2 separate regions of the Homo sapiens genome follow, and region 1 is linked to region 2. Evidence: chromatin loops called from intact Hi-C (ENCODE). Cell type or tissue: ascending aorta. All regions are shown on one strand. Links, peaks and the distances in the headings refer to the core of each region. The heading gives the core; the rest is flanking DNA.

Region 1 (11,029 bases), core at 932-8,931, 85 kb after region 2:
CTGCTCCTTGAAGGAACTTGGAGAAAATGAACAACCAGCAACTTGTTAGCTGGTCTCTGAATGACAGAGGGTACTGCTTTAGATGTCCCCCAGGAATTCTGAGTTTATGCAGCAGAGGGACCGTAGCCCCGGGGTCAGGCAGGACAAGGGGATCAGACCTTCCTCTTGCTATGTGTGGATCATTATTCAGCTGAATGTCTCTAATCAGGAACTCTGGGCATAAAAACACGATCTCTGCAGACTTGTGTGTGGCTAGACGCCCTCTGTGTGCTGTATTTGTAATTCTCTGTCTCTGTATGGTTTCAGCCTTGGAAGAAGCTTTGAACCAGTGATGAGTTTGCTTTCCGCAGTCAAAACTGTGGTTTGAGAATTTCACTGTTAATAATTGGGAGTAAAGGAAAAAGCTGGGCTATTGAAGGGTAAAGCCGATGTCCCTAGGACTGTGGCCTCAGGAAGATGACTGGATGGCGGCAGCAGAACTGATGGCAGAAACCAGGGAAGCTGATGTTGTATTGCAGCCTCCCTCACACAGATTCTAATCCTAGAAAGTGGACTGTGGAAAAAAACTTAACTATTCACAACAAACGTTTACCAGTCTTATTTAGTGGCAGGCCTTGTGATGAGTGCTGGGGTTAAACCATAAGTCAAATACAGACACTGCTGTCTTTATTATTCATTAAAATGTCTTTAGGGTAATTTTGTATTTACATCTTCAGCAAATATTAACTGAGCACCTGTGATCAACCACATAGCTGCTAGGCACTGTGAATACCGTGGTAGACAAGAACAGACGCTTTTCTTGTTAATCCGTGGAATTTACAATCTAGAGGGGAGACTCCACCTACCCCACCAGATGTGTGCAGAAGGCGCCATCACTGCTTTAGTTTCAGGTCTTTGCTCAGGTCATTGCTCACACTGAGTCCACATTTATAAGTTTTCCTGTCGGGTGAGCTGCCGAAGGGCCAGGGAACGTGATAAACCATACAAGCAGCGCATCCAAGAAGTGGTTTCTGAGCAGTCACTGAGACAGCGAGGGTTCCCTGCACTGAGCACCAAGTTATTACTATTTTCCATACACGTCAATATGTTATTGATTGCTTCACTGTGCTGATCTGTTTTTGTTTCATGTGGCTCTTTGGGTCTGTCTAACCTGGTATTTTCAGTCTCACCAGCATTTCTAAAGTTCTAGAGACCCATTTCATCCACCTTACACCATGTCTACCACAGTGCCAGGCATCAAGCCTGCTAATTGTGCTTGATGGTGATTATTACCAGCCCCGGATTTGTAAGAGTCACCAGCAGTGGCATTTCAAGATTTAGCCTGGGAGCTCACGGTTATGTGGAAAGAGGGGCTCAAGACTAAGCCCAGGGAGGTTTTGGGGTGATAGAATTGATTCTTTACACTGAACGTGAATCCTCAGTGATGTTTTGATGAGGATGCGGGACATTGTGCTATGCTAAAGCCCGTCACAGCAGCATTAAAAATGTCCCAGTATGGAGACCTGACTTACACCTTGGCTCAATCATTAAATTAAATAACTCACCAAAGAATAAATACCAACAAATACTAGAAATGTTGATTTTTAGAATAATAAAATATCAGTTTTTGTTTTTTGAACTGGCAGGGAATTTTTTTTTTTTTCTTTTTGTAGAGACAGTATCATGCTATGTTTCCCAGGCTGGTCTCCAAGTCCTGGCCTCAAGCTATCCTCCTGCTGTGGCCGCCCAAAGTGCTGGGATAAAAGGCATGAGCCACCACACCCAGCCAGAATTTTTTAAATGTTAATTTTCAATACACATGTAGCTATGAGGAGATGGACACATTCTTTCTATCTGACACACCTGGTCACTCCAAACGTTCAGCACTTCACATGGGAGGCTACATATGGAAGTGAAATGAAAAATCACCAGCAGCCGCAGAACAAAAATATAATCCAGTGAGCATAACTTTTATGGAAGCACTTCAGCAATATGGGTAAAGGACCTGAAAACACTTTTGCTCTTTGGCTCACTAATTCCTTTTCTAATAACCCATCCCTAGGGAACACTCTCCGATGCTGACAAACCTTCTTACACATGGTTCTGCAGAGCAGCAGAGGCCACCACCAGCAAGGTTCAATAAATTAAGGCAGGTCATTATGTGGGACTATTATGCACTAATTAAAAATCACATTTTTTAGGCCGGGCGCAGTGGCTCACGCCTGTAATCCCAGCACTTTGGGAGGCCAAGGCGGGTGGATCACAAGGTCAGGAGACTGCGACCATCCTGGCTAACACAGTGAAACCCCGTCTCTGCTAAAAATATTTAAAAAATTAGCCAGGCGTGGTGGCAGGTGCCTGTAGTCCCAGCTACTCGGGAGGCTGAGGCAGGAGAATGGCGTGAACCTGGGAGGCGGAGCTTGCAGTGAGCCGAGATAGCGCCACTGCACTCCAGCCTGGGTGACAGAGTGAGACTCCGTGTCAAAAAAAAAAAAAAAAAAAAAAATCACGTTTTTTAAATGCTCATATAATATAATTGAAAAGGCAGGGTACAAATCTCTCTCTTCAGAGTCATCTCAATTGTTTTTAATCCATAAAAATAAACCAAAAGGCTATGGAGGAAAATAGTTATTGTGGTTATCTCTAGGTAGAAGGATTGTGGGTAGAATTTCTTTCTCTTTACTGTGGAGTTTTTTTGTTTTTTTTTTCTTCTGGCATTGCCCAGGATTATTTCTGTCCATCAGGGCGTAGTGGGTCACTTCTGTACCCAGCAGCTTGCACCTAGATTTATTGTGTCAAAATGCAAATCTGGGCGTGCATTTTCCATTGTCCCCTCCCCACCTGCGCTTAAAACCCCTCCTTGTCTTCCTGCTGTAAGTAGGATAAATGCACCAGCTGTACTGGGCCTTTCCCATTTCCCATGCTGATCACATTCTCTCGCCTCTTTCTTCTGGCTACAACACACTTCTTCATTCCAAACCCTTCCCCCTGACCCACCTCCACCCCCCACCCTAGCAAGATTAATTCCCTGTAATTCTAGTTCATCCTTTTGGCCCCAGTTTAAGCCATTTATTCATGCCAGGCTTTACAGAAGACTCACCAGCACCTCCAATGGGCTTCCAAGGTGCTCTCAACTTCCCTTAACACAGGTTCCCAGTTTATCCTCACCACTGAAGCCCAAGAGCTGGGACTGTGCCAGATTGATCACCAGTGCATTCCCCCAGCACACAGCAGGACTCGGCTCACCCTGGATGGTTCTTAAGCATTTATGAATGGGTGGATCTCACCTACGTGACCTGGAACTTCTCTGTTCTCAGAGCAAGCCATGTCAAATAGCAGAAAATGCACCGGCTTTGGAGCCTACTGCAGGACTAGATGTCTCAGGGTCGCAGTTTCCTCATCCCTAAAAAGGGGAATCACGATGCTTATCTCATGCAGTTATTGTGAGGTTACAAGAGTTACTGCTTATGAAGGGCCCTGTCCAGCATCTGGCACGTGGCAGGTCCTCCGTGAATGACAGCGCCTTCCTGGGCAGCCTGGCGAGCGCACACGCGTGTGCACACACACACACTCCTGTGTTTAATATAGCCCTGTCTGTTGTGAGCCACTTGAGGAGAGGTGTCCCTAGAAGAAACTTTTTTCCCAGAAAATGAGGCCTGGCTGGTGCTCATCCTGAGTTCCTGGAAGGCAGTGTTTTCTTGTAACCATCTGAGATTCCTGGGGCTGGGTATAGTGCCTGATGCTCTCAATATATGCGTGTTGAATCAAACCAGAAGAAGCAGGCTGAGGCACTGAGTGAAAACCTATGTGGATGTCCTGCTGCCTTTTCCTTGTGGAGGGTAGATCATTCCCAACTCTGCCTGAAACTTTGATGCCTTATTGGAGGAAGAGAAAGGTAACTCCCTTGTTGAGCCATAGAGCTCTTAGTTTTTCTTTCTTAAAAAAAAAATCACTCTTCTTTCAAACACCATTAAATTAGTCCAGTTATGTACACTGGGCTTGTATTGCATGGTTTATATAAAAGCTAAGTTCTTTCTTTAAGATTGGAGCCCTCCGTGTGAGTGATTTCAGGATAAAAGGCCTTAGAGGATTAGACACATTATTCGTTTGTAAAACTGATTGCTCAAGTGATACAGCCCTAGGGCTGCCCCCTTATTGTAGCTTCTTGAACACTGTCAAACTGTCAGACTTGGGTTGGTGGTTATTTTATCTCGCAAACAACCAAAACCAGATTTACATTGTAAGTAGATACTAGCGTGGCTTTTGTCCTTCCTATATCTAGGCCCTGAATACTTCAGAGCCAGATTAAATGCTTTGCTCTATTTTTTCATAGATTTGGGCTTCGACCAAACATACAAGTTGAGCCTGTTGACTTCTCTCTTTGTGGATGCACACGTGCGTCTCTGCGTATATTTGTGCATGCTTTCCCGAATAAGTCCTCTTTTAAAACTCAGCCTTTCATCATTTTAGAAATGATTTGCTCTTTTACAGCTTGTACTTTTTATGGTTCTTAGAGGATCACTGCAGCAAATATATTTGGCAGAAATTGAGCACACAAGCCCTTCCCCAGAACTCAGTACTGAATTTGTTCAGTTCCCATCTTAAAAACTTGAAACTCCTTTGACTTTTCCTGTGATGTGCTTATTTCTGATCTGAAACTGTAGTTCAAAGCTAGACTTGGTAATCATTCACGTCAAGAAAGGAATGGATTGCTCAAAAAAGAAGTCAGACTCTAAAAATAGCCTCCATACCGAGGCCCACTTTTCTACCTAGGGAATCAAGACAGAAATATTTCCAGGATTGAAATGACATAGTTCAAGTGACGCAACCATTTGGCTGCCTGCTATTTTTCTCTTTTCTGCCAGAAGGAAAATATATAATGTAGAAAAATTCCCCTAGAGTTGTTAAAATAATCACTGAAATAACCTTTGGTGCTTAGTATGGTACCCTGGAAAACTTGGATCTCTAGAATGGTTCATTTCAGAGCTTTTCCAGATAGCCAAGTTTTTATTAGAAAATTGGTTGGTATAGACGGTGCTCACTGTGACTGTTCAGTGCATGATGAGAATCCTTCTTTACAGAGATAAAAAGTGTGAAGAGAATTGCTGAGAAGTAACCATTCATTCCCTTCTGCATTTGCCTAGTGTGCTGTGTAATTAAATGAGCTGATAAAATTTACAAGAAATAAAGCTTTATGCAATTACAAATAGATGACATGACTTTTTAAAAGGTTTTGCCCATATTTTTCACACACGCTCTACCTTTAGCCTTCTCTGCTTTCACACAGATGCTGAAAAACAAAAGAGTTAATTAGAAACCATTCCTTTTCTCTCTTTCTGGTACAGAGAAGGCTTCCACTAAGTATGTGCTGAATAAATGACCCAGTCTGAAAGTTTTAATTTATTACACAGTATATTCATAGAACTGTAACTGTTACAACCTCTAGTTTGATAGATGTAGCTGTTTTTGTTTTTTTAAGTTGAGATTATATTAATATCTGTCACTTGGGTTGCCAGCCTTTTAGAAGAAAATTTGGGGTTTATATTAGAATAGGTTTTAGGTTCAGTAGCCTGTATCCTTTTTTACTGCCCTGGGACAACAGCAAATATTCACCTAAATTCATTCTGTGGTGTAACACTTTAGAAGTATACCAGTTCTTCCTTGCAAATAACAACAAAAAGCTCTGAACAACTTAATCACAGAGAAAAAAAAAGCTTTTATTGGAGGTATATTGGGCAGCTCATTGGCTGATAAGGTAGCAGAAGCAAAAGGATACTTGGCAGCCCGGAGCTTAGCTGAGATGGAGCCATAAGGACAGTTTTATTAGGATGCCACCACAGCTCGGCTGCCAGTGGACACATGAATTCGTGAGACTAGCACCTCTGCCATAAATAACATCTCACCATCCCTGGGGAATTGGTCACTCCCTTAAGACTCAAACACTGTGGCAAGTGCATCTAATTGGCTGAGTCCAGGTTATGTTCCAGGGAACAGGGGAGAAAGCTCTGCCAATCTTGGGATTCCCCCACATGCGGTATGTGGATGCTGAGCAGACAAAAATATAGAAGTCTAGTAGATGATTGTAAGTTACTGTATAGCAGTGTGTTTCATCTTGTTCTTACGTCCTGTGGAAGCTTTCTTCATGGCGAAGTTAAGCAGTTCCACATCTGCATTCCCCCAGATCAGCACACCAAAGGTGAACAGCTTGGGTTTCCCCCTACTTTCAGTTACAGGTACAAGATGTTAGCAAACTATGCAAATCTCAATGAGTTTTGTTTCCTAATTCTGTTTGCATGCTAGGAAACTTGCCTCATGATACAACAGTAAACCCCTGCTTTAAGAAAAACATGAGGCTGGTTTAATATGTACAATGTCCAACTCTTAGGAAGTGTTTATTTTTCAATTGCCTTTAATAATTTCTCATAAAGATCGATGAGTCTAAGAATTGTGAAGGACCTCAGAGATGATATATTTCAACTTGTCATCCACGTCACGACTGTCTCTTTAGCATCCCAGAGATAGCAGGACAGTCCTCCCCTGCTTGTGTGTATTCAGTGGGAAGTACTTCCCTGCCCCCTTTTCGTCCCGTTCTTGGATGGTGCTAGATGTGAAAAATAGAGTTGAAACTCACCTCACTGTCACTTTGCTCTTGGTTCTAGTTTTGCCATGTGAAACCAGATAGGGTGTATTCTTTCTACATTAAGTCTAGAGACAGAACTTTGGAATCAGATATGGATTTGATGCTCAGCTTTGCCATTTACCCAAAATGAAACAGTTACTTTAACAGTATTTTTCGTCTAATATGTGCAAACTAATTGCTGAATGGATAGGCAGTTATTTTATTAATGCAACAAAAGGTTATGTTAGCATTTTAATATTTGTGTTGTATTCACATTGATCGTTTTTACTTGGACTATAGCCAAAGTCAGAACTCTTCTTTTGTGGATTTTTTAAACTTAAAATATATGCCTTTACATTTAACCCTATTACGTTTTATTTAAGTTGGCTGAGGTAATGCCTATCATCCCTTCTATAAACTCCTCTTTCCTACTTTATGGCTTCTATATTAGATGAGTACTTTCTCTGTACCTTTATGTTAATTATTTGGAAGGGAAAAAGATTGAATGGGACGGGACCTGTGAAAGATCCCTGTGGCATACCGCTAGAGACTGCCTTCCAGGTAGGCATAGTTTTAAAACTATAAAGTTAACTTTATAGTTAACAAGTATATTGTGATTATGTTTTCTGGCAAATAAATCTCTTTGCTGCCATATGCCATAAATGACACATTATCATTTTTGCAAATATGCACAATGGTACTACATATCAATTGACTGTCAGCCTAACCCATAAGAAAAAGTCAGGATAGACTGTCAAGTTATTTGCTGAAATCAGATGCACTGCTTGGCTCTCTGTAAAATCTTTACCAAGTACCCTCTTTCACTTTACTCGTCTACTCATGGCAAATCTAAAACCTTCTACTTCAGCTTAGGCAAGACATCTTCTTGGGTCAGTGGTAGATGTGAACAATCTTCGTGGGTCAGTGGTAGTTTAACAGTTTGTTAAACTGTTGTTAATCAATGTATCTACTCTCGGTGATTTTAAGAGAGAAAAGAAGACTTTTTGTTTTTGTCTGAGAGGAGTTTTTAACCTGGAAAGACAGCTGAAACGTTATCTGAAATGTGAAATGTTAAACATTTTATTATTAAGAGACAGTGTGTTTTTTATTTTACTCACACAGTATGTGTGCATTTGTGTTTTCTGCGACTGCACATTTGTAATAATAGGCTCATATTTTGTTTTTCATTTTAAAATTGGCTTTGTAGGATGTTCACTAATGTGGAAAGACAGAGGGATTGGGGAATCACTGGGAAATGCTTGGAGTCAGTCTGTTATGTAGATGTGCAAGGTATTGACTACAGAGTGAGACACTCTTGCTTGGTTATGTCCTATTTCTCTCTGAATTTTTTAATTCTCAAAAAGTAATTTAGAACTATAACACCTTGGTTTGTATGAGTGTAAAATGATTTATAAGATAACCTCAGGTGTGTTGACAGAAGAAATGCAATTAAATTGTTTCCATGTTTAAGAAAAATATGGGAGGTATATGTATTATAAGTATACATCTATTGACTGGCTAAAGAAGAAAAGATGACTAGGGTATGCCATGCTAAGGAGTTTAGATTTTGTGCTGGAAGTTTAAATAGGGGAGAGAAGGGATGTGTGTTCAGAAGGCTTTTGTAGGTAGCAGCTGTAGCAATGATCTAGGTGAGAAAAAAATAAGTACAAGCCAAAGCAGTGTCAGAGAGATGGAGTGAAAGAGAAACATTCAAGTGATTAAGCAGATTGATTGGGCAAGGTGAGTGGCAGATCAGATGAGGAGCAAGGGATGGGAAGCAGAAAAGACAAGTCTCCGTGGAGCCCATTATCTAGAGTGGCAAGACGAGAAGGAAGAGCCTATAAGAGGGCTCCCCAGAGAGACAGGAGGGAAATCACAGAGATCAAGGAAGGAGAATTTCAGGAAGGAAAGAATGATCCTGCCCAATCAGATGCTGCATAGAATTCAGGTAAGATGAGGACTGAAGGTGTCTTTGGCTTTTCCAAGTAGGGAAGTCATCAGTGACCCAGTAAGCACAATTTCTGTGGCGGGGAGAGGCAGGTGGAAACCTGATTGCTGTGGGTTGAAATGTGGAAGAAAGTGATTATAGATGACTCTCTTACTGGATTGGAATCGAGAGAAAAGATAGGATCTGGAAGGCAACAGCGGGTGAAGGGAGGTTTTTGCTTTTGTTTTGTTTATTTAATGGACGGTATTTAGCCATGTAGAATTGTTGGTAAGAATCAGAGAGTTGAAAATAAAGGAGAAATATGGGGTGATTTATGGAACAGAGTCCTTGTAGAAGTGAGAAAAAATAAGAGGCAAAGTAAAAATGGAGGTATTATTTCATTTTCAATGGAAAGATGGACACTTGTTACACTGAAATCAGAGGAAAGGTGTGTGTGAACATAAGACAGTTGTTTGTATGGGGGCAGGCTTCATAACTTGTGGAAACTCCCACTTCACAGCCTTTTTGTTTGTGGTTGGTTGTTTTTTTGTTTGTTTGTTTGTTTGTTTTGCCTGAGAAGCCAAAGATACAGGAGGTGGCAGTGAAGGAAATGGGAGAGTGCCTGATTGAGCCAAGCTGGGGTCCCCCCACCGCGTGGCATCGCCTCCCAGTGGGAGGCCTGGAGTTTGTATTGATACTAATTTGTCTGTCTGTGTGGTTTCCCCCTGTGCTGCTCAACACCGTAGTGTAGGAGGGGTGAAAGGAGATGGTGAGACCCATTCTTTCAGGAAATATTAACTGAGCACCTGCTATGTGCCAAGTGTGTTCTAAACTATCAAGATACAGGCCAGGCACAGTGGCTCATGCCTGTAATCCCAGCACTTTGGGAGGCCAAGGTGGGCGGATCACTTGAGATCAGGAGTTCGAGACCAGCCTGGCCAACATGTTGAAACCCCGTCTTCACTAAAAATACAAAATTAGCTGGGCGTGGTGGCACCCGCCTGTAATCCACTACTCAGGAGGCTAAGGCAGGAGAATCACTTGAACCTGGGAGGCTGAGGTGGGAAGATTGCTTGAACCCTGGAGGCGGAGGTTGCAGTGAGCCGAGATCACGCCACTGCACTCGCGCCTGGGTGACACAGCGAGACTCCATCTCAAAAAAAAAAAAAAAAAGATACAGAATTTAACACAGGAGGAGCAAGCCATGTGACTATGTGAGTTCAAAGTATTCCAAGCACAAACAACAATAAAGACCTTGAGGAGGGAAAGTGTTTGATGTATTAAAAGGAACGCGAGGAAGCAAATGTGTCTAAAGTGATTGGCAAGTGAGGAAGAGCGGAGTTCGGAAACAGGAGTGGGGCAAGAGGACTTGGGAGGAGGCTGTAGGCCACTGTAAAGATACTGTGTTTTTTGTCATTTTCTGAGACAGGCTCTTGCCTCGGCTGGAGTGCAGTGGTGTAATCATAGCTCACTGCAGCCGCAAACTCTTGGGCTCATGATCCTTCCGCCGCAGCCTCCAGAGTAGCTGGAACTACAAGTGTGCACCCCGTGCCTTGCTAATTTTTTTTTTTTTTTTTTTTTTTTGGTAGAAATGAGGTCTCACTATGTTACCCAGGCTGGTCTCAAACTCCCAGCCTCAAGCAATCCTCCTACCGCAGCCTCCCAAAATGCTAGGATTACAGGCATGAACCACTGCGCCTGGCCGGGACTTTGGCTTGTATTAATAATTTGCCAATGAGAATTGTAAGCAATGGATTGACATGCTCTTTGAATTTTAAGGAATCATTCTAGCTATTGTGTAGAGGATAGGAAGAGGGAGAGTGGGAGAAAGGAGGGGGAAGTGTGAAAGTAGAGAGGCCTGTTAGGGATCTCTTAATAAGTCTGGCAAGACATGATGGCAGGCCGTACCAAGCATGTTCCTACCTCAGGCCTTTGCACTTGCTGACCTCGCTCGCTGGGATGCTCTTCTACCAAATATATACTTGAACCACTGCGTCCCTCCTTCAGAGATATCTGCTGAAATGTGAGGTCTTCATAGTAAACCTCACCCCTTCACTTGTATACCCTTTCCATGACATTTTTTCCTCTATAACATTTATCACCATTTGACACAGTGTATATTTTACTTGTTTATTTACTTAGTGCCTGATTTCCTGACTAGGATGTAAGCTCAAGAACAGGGATTTTTCTGTTTCGTTCATTGCTGTGTCCCTGATGCCTAGAACAATGCCTGCAGTGAGGAGGTACTCAATAAGTATTTGTTGAATCAATTAGGGAATGAAGCTCTTCCATCTCCATTATCACCAATACCACCTCTACAGTTATAATTAGTGAGAATTATGGCAGTGCTAATGTTATTTTTTCATTTCCATGTGTGCCTTTTTGGAAAGACTTGCTGCAACAAGCTTCACATATCTTCCTCTGCAGAGTAGAAGTATGTCACTAAGCCATGGAGTTGATTTCTTGGCTCCTTGTATAGCAAATAGCCTTGCATTTGGTTCGTG
Region 2 (11,029 bases), core at 1,333-9,332:
AAGAGCATTTTAAAGTATGGAAGTAGATTGAACCCCTGTGCTGGGGCTGGGGACAGGGAGTACCATAATACAATTTTATGCTGTTAGGGGATCTCTGCAAAACCTAGAGTAAGTAGAGGAAGGAGTCTGTTTGAAATTAGGAATAGTAGGGTCAGGGTCCAGATGGAGGTGGGGAGGAGTGGGGCTCAGACCTGACCACTGCTTCTCTAGGCGTCGTTTGAATATTTAAAGACAAAGCACAGTACATTTGCTATTTTATTTTATTTTATTTCATTTTATTTCATTTCATTTTAAACCATGGCTAACTCTTCTCCAGTCTTCTCCAGGAGAAAAAACTTGATTGTCATCCTGGCACAAAAATGTCCACAGTTAGGCTAACAGGCAAGCTTCCGTGAGCAGATCAAATTTGCTATTCTGGTTCCAACATTTAACTCCCTAGCTTTTTTTAAAAGAAAAAATAAGCTGGCATCAACTGAAATTTCAGGTTAGGGGCTTGGTTTGAGGATGTTTGGGGAAGCGGGAGCTTTCTGCCATGTCTTTTGTGGACATTGGATGTATTTCCGCATTCTGGTTGGCCACATTTCCCCCTGGGGCAGATTCTTCAGAATCATTTGTCTCCCACTGGGAGTCTTTTTCCCTCCCCCCCCCCCCCACCCCCCTTTGTCTTTTTCTCTGACATCTGCCGCACACTCTCTCCAGGGCATACGGTCCAGACCCTCCTGGGAGAGCTTCATCTGCTTAGTATAACTTCTAGCAGAAGATAGAACTGATGGATTTTCGTGCGCAAATACAGATTCACAAGGGTGTTCGGTGTCACAAGCATGGATTTATGATGCAGTTTGAAAAGGGTCAGAATATTCAGAGATGAGATTAATGCCAGCCCATGAGTGCTTTGTGGTGCTGAGGTAACTGAAGTGCATCTGGTGGTGTCCAGAGCTCAAGTCCCCACTGCAGACGCCAGGAAGAAAGAGGTGGCTCGCAGACTGAGAAGGGGCGTAGGGATGCACCCTTCTTGTCTCCTTCTGCTTGATAATTTAGATAGAGGATGGCAGGTGTAAATCAGTTTGTGGTAGATGCAGTGTGAGCTGTCCTTTCTCCCCCTTCCTCACGTCCTTACAAGACACCTGTCTGCTTTGTATCGATTCCGGCACTGTGTTATGATATTCTTGTAGTTTCATTTTTTTGTTGTTTCTCTTTTGATATTGGACTTTATATGCAAAGAATGGGATTAGTCATAATCTTTACTTCAAAACACATTATCTTCATATTTTTATGCTGGTTGTGATGGCACACACCTGTAGTCTGAGCTACTCTGGAGACTGAGGTGGGAGAATCACTTGAGCTCAGGAGTTCGAGTCTGCAGTGAGCTATGATTGTACCACCGCACCCTAGCCAGGACAACGGAGCAAGACTCTGTCTCTAAAAAAGATAGAATGGGCTGGGCACGGTGGCTCATGCGTGTAATCCTAGCTCTTTGGGAGGCTGAGGCAGGCAGACCACTTGAGGTGCAGTTCAAGACCAGCCTGGCCAACATGGTGAAACCCCATCTCTACTAAAAATATGAAAATTAGCCGGGTGTGGTGGCGGGCGCCGGTAGTCCCAGCTACTCGGGAGGCTGAGCCAGGAGAATCGCTTGAACCTGGGAGGCAGAAGTTGCAGGAAGCCAAGATTGTGCCACTGCACTCCAGCCTGGGCGACAGAGTGAGACTCTGTCTCTAAATAAATAAATAAATAAATAAAATTATATAAAATAAATAGTGTAATAACCAACTATGTAGTCACTTCAGGCTGCTATAACAAAACACATAAACTGAGTGGCTTATAAACAACAGAATTTGATTCTTTCCGTCTGGAGGCTGGTAGTCTGAGGTCAGGGTGCCCAAATGGTCAAATTCTGGTAAGGGCCCTCTCCTGGGTTTCAGGCTGCTGACTTCTCACTGTGTCCTCACATGGCAGAAGGGCGGGGAGCTCTCTAAGGCCTCTTTTATACGAACCTAAATCCCATCCATGAGGGCTCTACCCTCATGACTTAAAACACCTTCTAGAGGCCCCATCTCTAAATACCATCACATTGAGAGTTAGGATTTCAACATACGAATTCTGGGGTAACACAAACCTTGTCTGTAGCAGTGACCATAAACCCATCCCCCCAGACAAATCTAGGACCTGGAGCATAACCTGCGTCTGAGCAGATTGCCATCCTTCCCACACCTCCTCTCCCTTCTTTTCTCTACCCAAGGTAACTATTATCTGAACCCTGTATACATCTATGTTTCCTTTTCTGCATACTTTATTTCGCTTACATATCGTTCTAAAATGGAACACATAAAAACATAAGACATACACACATAAAAAGTATGTAGCTATATAGATATGTATTTAATTGTTATCACCTTTCAACTTTATAAAAAGGATATCAGACCATATATAATCTTTTGGGACTTACTTTTTTACTTAACGTCTCGACTGCCAGCATTCATGTGTATTGCTATGCATCACGGTAGTTAATTTGCCTTGTCTGCTGTATGATGTTCCATCATGAGCCGATTATACACAGTTTATTCATTCACTCTCTCATTGATGGGCGTTGAAGTTGGTGCTAGGATCTTGGCAATTGCAAACAGGTTTGCCATAAATATATTCATGTATGTATAATCAGTTGTCCACGTGCAAAAGAGAGTCCTTTGTGTTCGTGACTCCATTATTTTGAAACCAGCAGTAGTACTGCACACTGGGAGAATGTTTGTGGGAAGCACAATAAAGGTAAGTCCTCAGTACTTTGTATTTCAGTTTGGTGTGAAGAAGTAGCATGTAGACTTCATAGGAGACAAGACACTTCTATGGTTTGAGTATTTGTCTCCTCCAAAATTCATGTTGAAACTTAATGCCTTAATCCCCGGTATGGCAGTATTGACACATGGGGCCTTTAAGAGGTGGTTGGGTCATGAGGGTTCTGCCCTCATGAATAGATTACCCCATTCATGGGTTAATGGATTAATGGATTAATGGGTTATTATGGGAATGGGACTGGTGGCTTTATAAGAAGAGGAAGAGAGACCTGAGCTAGCATGCTCTGCCCCTTACCTTGTGTTACCCTGCACTGTCCTGGAACTCTGCTGAGTCCCTCCTAGCGTGAAAGCCCTCTCCAGATGGGGCCCCTTGACCTTGGACTCCCTAGCCTCCATAACTGTAAGAAATAAATTTCATTTCTTTGTAAATTACCTAGTTTTAGGGATTTGGTTATAAGCAACAGAAGACGGACTACATATCTTATTTTAATTTTGTTCCTCCCACTAACTTCCCAGCCCCACAGTGCTTGGAGCAACTGTTTCTGCAGTCATGACTTCAGTACAGTTAATGCCTGTTGACTTCATCTTATGTTAAATTCTTTGCAGGTAAAGCCATGTTCCTTATAAGATCAGTCTTTTTTTGTTCCTCTATGTGTCTAATCAGGTCAATTCTTTGCATTATTTTATTTAGCATCATCTACCAGGAACTAGGCAGGCATTGTCTTAATAAAGCCTGGTTCTTGCAGTTGGAGAACTTGCTATCTAGCTGGGAGAGGCAGTATGCAAACTAAGATTTAGAATGCGTTATGAGGCCAGGCGTGGTGGTTCACGCCTGTAATCGCAGCACTGGGAGGCTGAGGCGGATGGATTGCCTGAGCCCAGGAGTTCAAGACCAGCCTGGGCAACATGACGAAGCCATCTCTACAAAAAATTAGCCAGGCATGGTGGCACATGCCTGTGGTCCTAGCTACCCGGGAGGCTAAGGTGGGAGAATCACCTGAGCCCAGGAGGTTGAGGCTGCAGTGAGCTGTGATTGCACCACTGCACTCTAGCCTGGGCGACAGGATGAGACCCTGTTTCAAGAATAGTAATAATAATAAATTTAAAAATAAAATAGAATGCATTATTATATGTACCTTAGAACTTAGGTCTTAGAGAGTGCCTACCTCTCCTTGGGAGAGAAGACTTACGGTGGTGGGAGACAGTGTTGCATCTGTCAGATAAATTAGGGAAGGCACATGGGGCGGACGATTTCAGAGAAGTTAAAGGCATGGGAGAACATTTGCCACGCAGGCCGTGGCAAGTGGTTGGCTTTGACTGTAACATGCAGCGTATGCAGTTCCTGGAGGCAGATGAGGGAAGTCATGCAGTACTTGTGTTTCTGTGAGTCTCTTCAGTTTTGGGGTTTGTAGACAGGTCATGTTCACTTACTCCTAACCTGTCTCCCACAATAGTCATCTGGGTCTGTGCTACTTAGTGTCATCCTCTCACTCTTTCCCTTGGTGGCATATCCAGTTGGCTAAGAGGACAGGCCTGACCTTGTGCCCAGAGTAGGGAGAAGATCCCGATCACCTCTGGTCCTTGTCAGGCTGTTTGCTTGGATGGTAGAGTTCACCCAAGTTCGGACTCAGGAACGGCCTGTGGTCATGGAGTAGTTTTTTTCTGTCCAGGGTCTGGACCAAGATAACTCCATCACAGGGGTAGCAACAGTATGTGCTGGGGCAATTCTGCTACCCACTTCTGGTGTCCTTCAGTGCTTTCCCTGCACTATCTCTGTCCCCAGCTGCTTCCATCCATTTGCTTTCTAGTGATGAAGCACTGGGGGAAGCTGCAGGGATGGCTGCTGCACCCACATCCATCCCTGCCCATCTGTTCTCAGAGACTCTATGGCTAGCAGAGGGAGTGATGATTTCAGGGAAGAGTACCAGAGAGGGCCAGTGGGTAGCAGGAGTCTCACTTCTTGGAGAAAACAGCTGGTCCTCTGTGACCAATTCTCCCTCAAACTAGGGAGATTATATGGCCACTGCATACACAAACACACATGCTTGCGAAGATAGGATGGAGTTGTACCAAATAAAAAGTTTATTGAAAGGGATGGTGGTAGAGAAACACTGTATCATGCCGTGGCATAACAGGGTATTATATGTTGGATGGCTTTTTGGAAATCATTTTAGGCCAACCTTATTAGAGATCTAATTTATTTGTATTCTTGTAGCTACCTAGCACAGTGGTAAGAACACAGACCAACATTTGGTAAACCTTGGTTTGAACTCTACCCCTGCTGCTTCTGACCTCTGTGAGTCTGCATATTATTTAACCCCTGAGGCTCAGTGTCCTCGGTTGAAAAATGGGCCACTAATTTAGTATAAGGGCTATGTAAGATGTAATGCACATGACATGTTTTATAATAGCTTCTTATGGAATTATCTGAATTGGGGACCCATCTGTTGCTTTTATAAAAAGTTCACCCCTTAAGACAAGTCAGTCCAATGGCCATGTTTAAACCAAATGTACTGTCTTCTGTAATGCTCAATATATTTTTCATGTCATTGAGTGCAGAGACTAGGTGGGAAGATGATCATATACAGACAGAATGGGCACCACTCTGCCTAAACATGGCTCTCGCTTTCAAAACAGTACTTTAAAATATCTCCTCCCTATTAAACTTTTCCAGTGAAGACTCTTTTTCCACCTGGTTATTGTCTCTGTGTTTGTTACAGCCTTCTCTCTGCTTTCAGATATTCAACTCTGCAAAGTCGTAATCATTTATCCACATGTACTTTTGTGTGTGTTTGTCCCATCTCTCTCTTTAGAAGACATGTTCCTGCTGGTGCTTGGAATAAGACGTTCTTTTCCCTCCCCGTGGAGATGCTATTTTTCCTCTCTTTAAGGAGCTAGGAGAGAATTTGGTTCAACATGTCTTATGTATCAGTTTAGCACTGTGCTTTTCTTCCCTTAGATTGACGTGTGATTTAAAAAAACAAAATTTGGAACCGGTCATGTAAAGATGGTGTATGTCACTTAGTATAGGTCATCTCTGTACCCTTTGTATACTGAATTTTGCTGTGACCTGTCAAAGGATACCGAAGACAGGCCCATGCGAAACATTTAATTTCTGGCATTTTCGTGCATGTGAGACTCATCTGATGTGAACTGAAGGTATGTTATCCTTCCTTTTAATGATACCAAATCTGGCCCAAATTCATATGACCCCTTAGAAAATTACTGTGATAGGAACAGATTCTAATGAATTGAAATAGAGATTTCTCCACCTCACGTAATTAGGATTTGAGAGTTAAATAAGAAAGTCAGGGATAGGGACAGGGATAGAATGGCATGGAGAAAGTTGGAGCCAAGAACACTGAGGAAAAGAAGGGAGTGACAGCAGCAAGGACCATTGCTGTTAGGAAGGGAATTCTTTCATCAGACACTGGAATTCTCCTGCCAGGCACTGGAGTTTGCCCTAGCTTCTGTCTGCTTTTACTGGATCCTGGGTCCTCCAGCTGAAGTGAGTTGTATTACAATCCCTTCCAGTTTTGCACTTCAGGGAAGTGAAATGGAGCAAATCCTAATGGCACAGGCTGGAGGGAGAAGGACTAGTTTCTTTAATGTGACTCAACACCTGGCAAGGCTGTCTTTTTCTCAACCGGGTTTCATCTGTTAGTTCTGCAACATGCAGAGTCAGATTTTGAGGAGTTTCCAGCTCTCGCCTTCATGGCTGTCCTTGTGTTTGTGTTTGTGTTCTCCAGGCGCCTCCTTCTCCACTCTTTCTCCAGTGCTGGAGACCTAGGGGTGTGCATCCTGGAGGATTGTGAGGAACCTCAGCTGCTCCCCTCGTCCTCTGACCAGGCGGTGGGCTCAGGGAGCTTTGGAGTCTCATGCGGTCAGCAGCGCTTAGCATGTTCAGTTGGCTTTTTCCATATCACCAGTGACATCTTTCTTCTTCCTAATCATCGACTCATGGAATATTAGAATTACCAAGCCTCTTGCAGTTCCTGTGGTCTAATTCCTTCATTTTAGAGATGAGGACCCCTAAGGCCTGGGGAGGGGAGATGATAGGTGTAGGGAAAAAAAAAAGAAACTTTTTCCTCTAAATAAGATTAGCAAAACGATAAATTAACAGGAGAAAAATAGAGAGTTTATTAACACGTGCAGCACACATCACACAGGAGAAACCTCAGTGATGAGTAACTCAAAGTTTCAAGAGTTTTTATTTCTTTTTTCTGTATAGCACTTGTCAGTCTCTGATATTGATTTTTACTTGTTTCTTAATGTTTGTTCTCCTTCCACTAGTACGTACACTCCATGGGAACAGTGATTTTCATCTGTTTGTCACTGCTTTATTCCCAGCACATAGAGCTGTGCCTAGAGTGGTAGGCAGATCATTGTTAAAACAATGAATACATGAACTTCGGGCAAGTTACTTAACCATTCTGTACTTCAGTTTTCTTGTGAGTAAAATAGGGATTAAAATAGTGCCTACTTCATGGAGTTGCAATAAAAACTAAGGGAGTTAATCCATCTAAAGTACCAATAACCCACCTGGCCCATAGTAAATGCTCAATAAATAGGTTCCCAGCCAGGCGCAGTGGCTCACACCTGTAATCCCAGCATTTGAGAAGCCGAGGCAAGAGGATCACTTGAGTCAGGAGTTCGATACCAGCCTGGGCAAGTGGTGAAACCCCATCTCAACTAAAGATACAAAAATTAGCTGGGTATGGTAGCAGGGGCCTGTAAACCCAGCTATTCAGGAGGCTGAGGCAGAAGAATTGCCTGAACCCGGGAGATGGAGGTTGCAGTGAGCTGAGATCATGCCACTGCACTTTAGCCTGGGCAACAGAGTATAAGACTCTGTCTCAAAAAAATAATAATAAAAATAAATAAGTTCCTTATTATAATTACTAAATATTGTATTTCCTCACTAGAATGCAAACTCCTTGAGGGCAGAGACTATTTCTTACATCATCTTTTTATTTCTAGTAGCAATTTGGCTGACACATGATTGATATTCAGTGTTTGTTGAACAGATAGATAAGTTATAGAAAAATTGTAGGTAATACTTCTGTAAATAATTGTTAAATTTAAATGAATAGATTTCCTTCCTGTCTTTTTCCCTAAGCTGCAATCAGTGAATCTACATGGATTACATAGATTGTGACTACACTGTGCCTTAACTCATCACTTAGGCAGTGGAGTCGATCATTTATTTTGTTGCCATGACTTGGCTGAAATTTCTTGGGGACTGACAGCAATGGCAGAAACTTGATGGGTCCTGAATGTCACCATAGCCTGTAAGCTACACAGGAGCCACCCGAGAACTCCTCCATTCGTGGTTGTAACTTCACAGAAATGCTTCCCAGTCAGAGGAGGTACTTAGCAGAGGCTGCAGGCATCTGAACAGACAGGTGCAGGAAAAGTTGAAAGGGAAGGTTAAGGGAGAAACATACTCCTCATCTCCGTTCTCAAGAAACGGCTTAAAGGTTGTAAAAGGATTCTGCTTTTAAGCTTGAGTCACTCATTTGACTTCTGTGGGCCTTGCAATTTCTCTGGTAAAATTAGAGAATATGACCAAGATTATCTCCAAGGACCTGTCTTACTTTTTAAGTTTCCTAATTCTGTGAAAAATGCTTAAGAAGGCCTCAGACTGATTAAGAATTTAGGGGTGTAAGTTTAAGTGGGGATACTGATAAAAGGGCAGGGGATGTTACTGTAAGAGCAATGGAAAAGTGTCTGAGTAGTGTAGCATATCCATTTGTGAGAGGAGTAATTAATTAAAAAATGAAGGCAGAATCCACATCTTCACAAAAGTTTCCTATCTCCTGGTTTGGATGAGTGTATTTAATGTGAACTAAGTTGCATGTGGGCTGTCTAATCTGGGCATCTGACTTGTGAATCCTTCCCATAACTAAGCCCCGAGAGATTTCCAATCATGCCCATAAGGTAATGCAATTTGGCAAGAGGATTTGGACTTGACGAAATCTCTTGTTCTATTTGGCATCCAGAAAAGGCTGACTTGCCTAATTTGAAAATAAATTGAAAACAAAAAAAATTTAAAAAAACCTCTGGTTGTTCCTTGTTTGATGAAATACCATAGAAAACTATTACTCTTTTTCCATACCCCATTACTATGGAGAATATGTTTTTACCACTGACTCTTCTAAGTATCTGTCCTTAGTTTCCTGTCCTTCCCTGCCACAGGTTCCAGGAAGGCTGAATCACTACAGCATGGTATTAAATCATAGAAATACGTGTGTATTTTGTACCATGTGGGTCTGCTTGCATTCCTAACATCTGCATTAGTATTAGTTTTCTATTGCTGCATAACAAACTGCCACAAATTTAGTGGTTTAAAACAACATTCATTTCTTATCTCAGTTTCTTTGGGTCAAGAATCTGGACACAGTTTACCTGGGTCATCTGCAAAGGGTCTCAGAAGGCTGTAATTAATGTGTTAGCCAGGGCTGTGTTCTGATCTGAGGCTTGACTGAGGAAGAACCCACTTTGTTAGCAGAATTTAGTACCTTGTGGTTGTAGGACAGAGGATTTTAGTTTCTTACTAGCTGTTGGTTGGAGGCTTCCCTCTGTTCCATACTATGTGGGCCTCCCAACCTAGACACCCACAACATGGCAGCCTGCTCCTTCAACAACTAGCAAGGGAGTTTAATGTTTTCCTGTAGCTCATATTTCTTTATAGGTGTGACCTCAATTTTTCCCCTAATACCTTTGTAAGATAGAAGTAGGGAGAACCAAGATAGATCCAAAAAGGCTGAATGAAATGCCTGAGATTGAGCTGGTGGTTGCATTGAACAATATAAATTGATGAATAACAATTTATTAATTGTGCCAGGCACTGTGCTAAGAGCTTCATGTCAGTACATTCTTGTTTAGTTCTTAGCACAACCCTCTGAGTTAGGTATTACTACTACTAAACTATTTAACAGGTAGGGAAGTTGGGGATTAGAGAGGTTATGTAACCTGCCTAAAGTTCACAGACAGAAAGTGCACAGCCCAGATTTGAACACAGGCAGATTCCAGAACCCACTATCATCGCACTCTGAAGATCTCTCCATTAGAGCACGATGCTGCCATGTTCAGGATTCTTCCTATCTTTTGTTAAATACTTAAGTTCCTGCAATATTGCAAAGGGATAATTGTAATAGGTTGCCCCTTTCAAAGTGCTTTAATAAAATGAAAGGACAACATTCTTTCTTTTCTGCTTGAGCCAGGCTTTCTCATTTTTCTGAAGACATCTAGGATAAATGGAAGGAAACCAGAATTTAGTGGGGTTTGCATGTATTGATAACAGTTTTGCTGAATACACATCCAAGAGCTAAAACATGCAAACTCTTCAAAATTGGTAGAATACAGCTTGCTCATTTTAATTCATTTAAAAATGTTCATTTTAATTAAGCATTACCCATTTTATTATTCCATAAAACACGAATCATCTGGAAAAGGCAGCATAGGTCTATTTTTCCAGCCTATAAAACTATATGTAGATGGATCTTGATGAGGGATGTACAAGATTTAATTAGAAACTGAAATTTTAGAGTAAAAAAATGCAGGGGTGTGTGTGTTTCTTCTATATTTGTGGAAACCCAAAGAGCTATCCTGCAGGATACTTGAAAATATATATAAATACAGAGGAGAAATAAAGTGCGGAGAAGGTTTGTTGATTATTGAGCTTTTTCATGGGTGATAGAATGGAGCAGCTGTAGGATGGAGGTAAAGAGGATAGGAAAATGCTCTTCTGGGTCAGACCCAGCCCCACATCCCAAAATGTTGTGGCCACCCTCTGTGTTATGTAAAATGTAGGAAGGTCCTCCCAGCTGGAGGACCTTCGAGTATACTGCGTTCCCCCTCCTCATTCACTAGGGAGGATGCAAAGGTGCAAATGGGCCAAGGTCATGCATTGGACTTCCTTCATTAAACTGTTATGAATTTGCCTTCCCTGAGCTCCTGTTGGAAAAATGTCTTGAACTTACTGTTGTTGTTTCTCCTACTGCGTTTGTATTTCTTTTTATAAACCTTAGTCCAAGTCAGCCCAGTGCTGTAGTTATTTGTGTATCTGTGTCATTCTCCCTAGGATGCCCTGGGCCATTTTTAATCAACTTTGATCCCCTTTCAGTGCCTTGCATGAGGCCTGGAACATTGGAGGTACACACTGTGTATTGACTGAATCGAGTGAAAGGTATTTGAATATACAGTTGACTCTTGAGCTACATGGGGGTTAGGTTGCT

The links. Hi-C counts contacts between places; a loop is a spot of excess contacts. Peaks named below come from ENCODE experiments on the same cell type or tissue, not always from the same donor. Only the 100,000 strongest peaks of a DNase experiment are listed, where the experiment ranks them.
Region 1: a loop joins it to region 2, with 2.1 times the contacts of the local background. A loop is called at or near these places in 1 of 110 quality-filtered maps.

The regions. Positions count from the first base shown.
Region 1 is chr12:11,774,778-11,785,806 of GRCh38, forward strand. The region is part of intron 2 of ETV6 (ETS variant transcription factor 6); the gene reads left to right. Among named protein-coding and RNA genes, the nearest start is that of ETV6, 130 kb to the left of the region's middle. RefSeq lists an enhancer at 5,936-6,005. In ascending aorta, for the core only: no CTCF peak of the experiment used is centred there; a DNase peak (open chromatin) is centred at 4,774; H3K4me3 peaks cover 532 bases; H3K27ac peaks cover 4,551 bases.
Region 2 is chr12:11,689,171-11,700,199 of GRCh38, forward strand. All of the region lies in intron 1 of ETV6 (ETS variant transcription factor 6), which reads left to right. Among named protein-coding and RNA genes, the nearest start is that of ETV6, 45 kb to the left of the region's middle. In ascending aorta, for the core only: a CTCF peak has its summit at 6,312; DNase peaks (open chromatin) are centred at 4,103, 6,421 and 8,991; H3K27ac peaks cover 3,871 bases.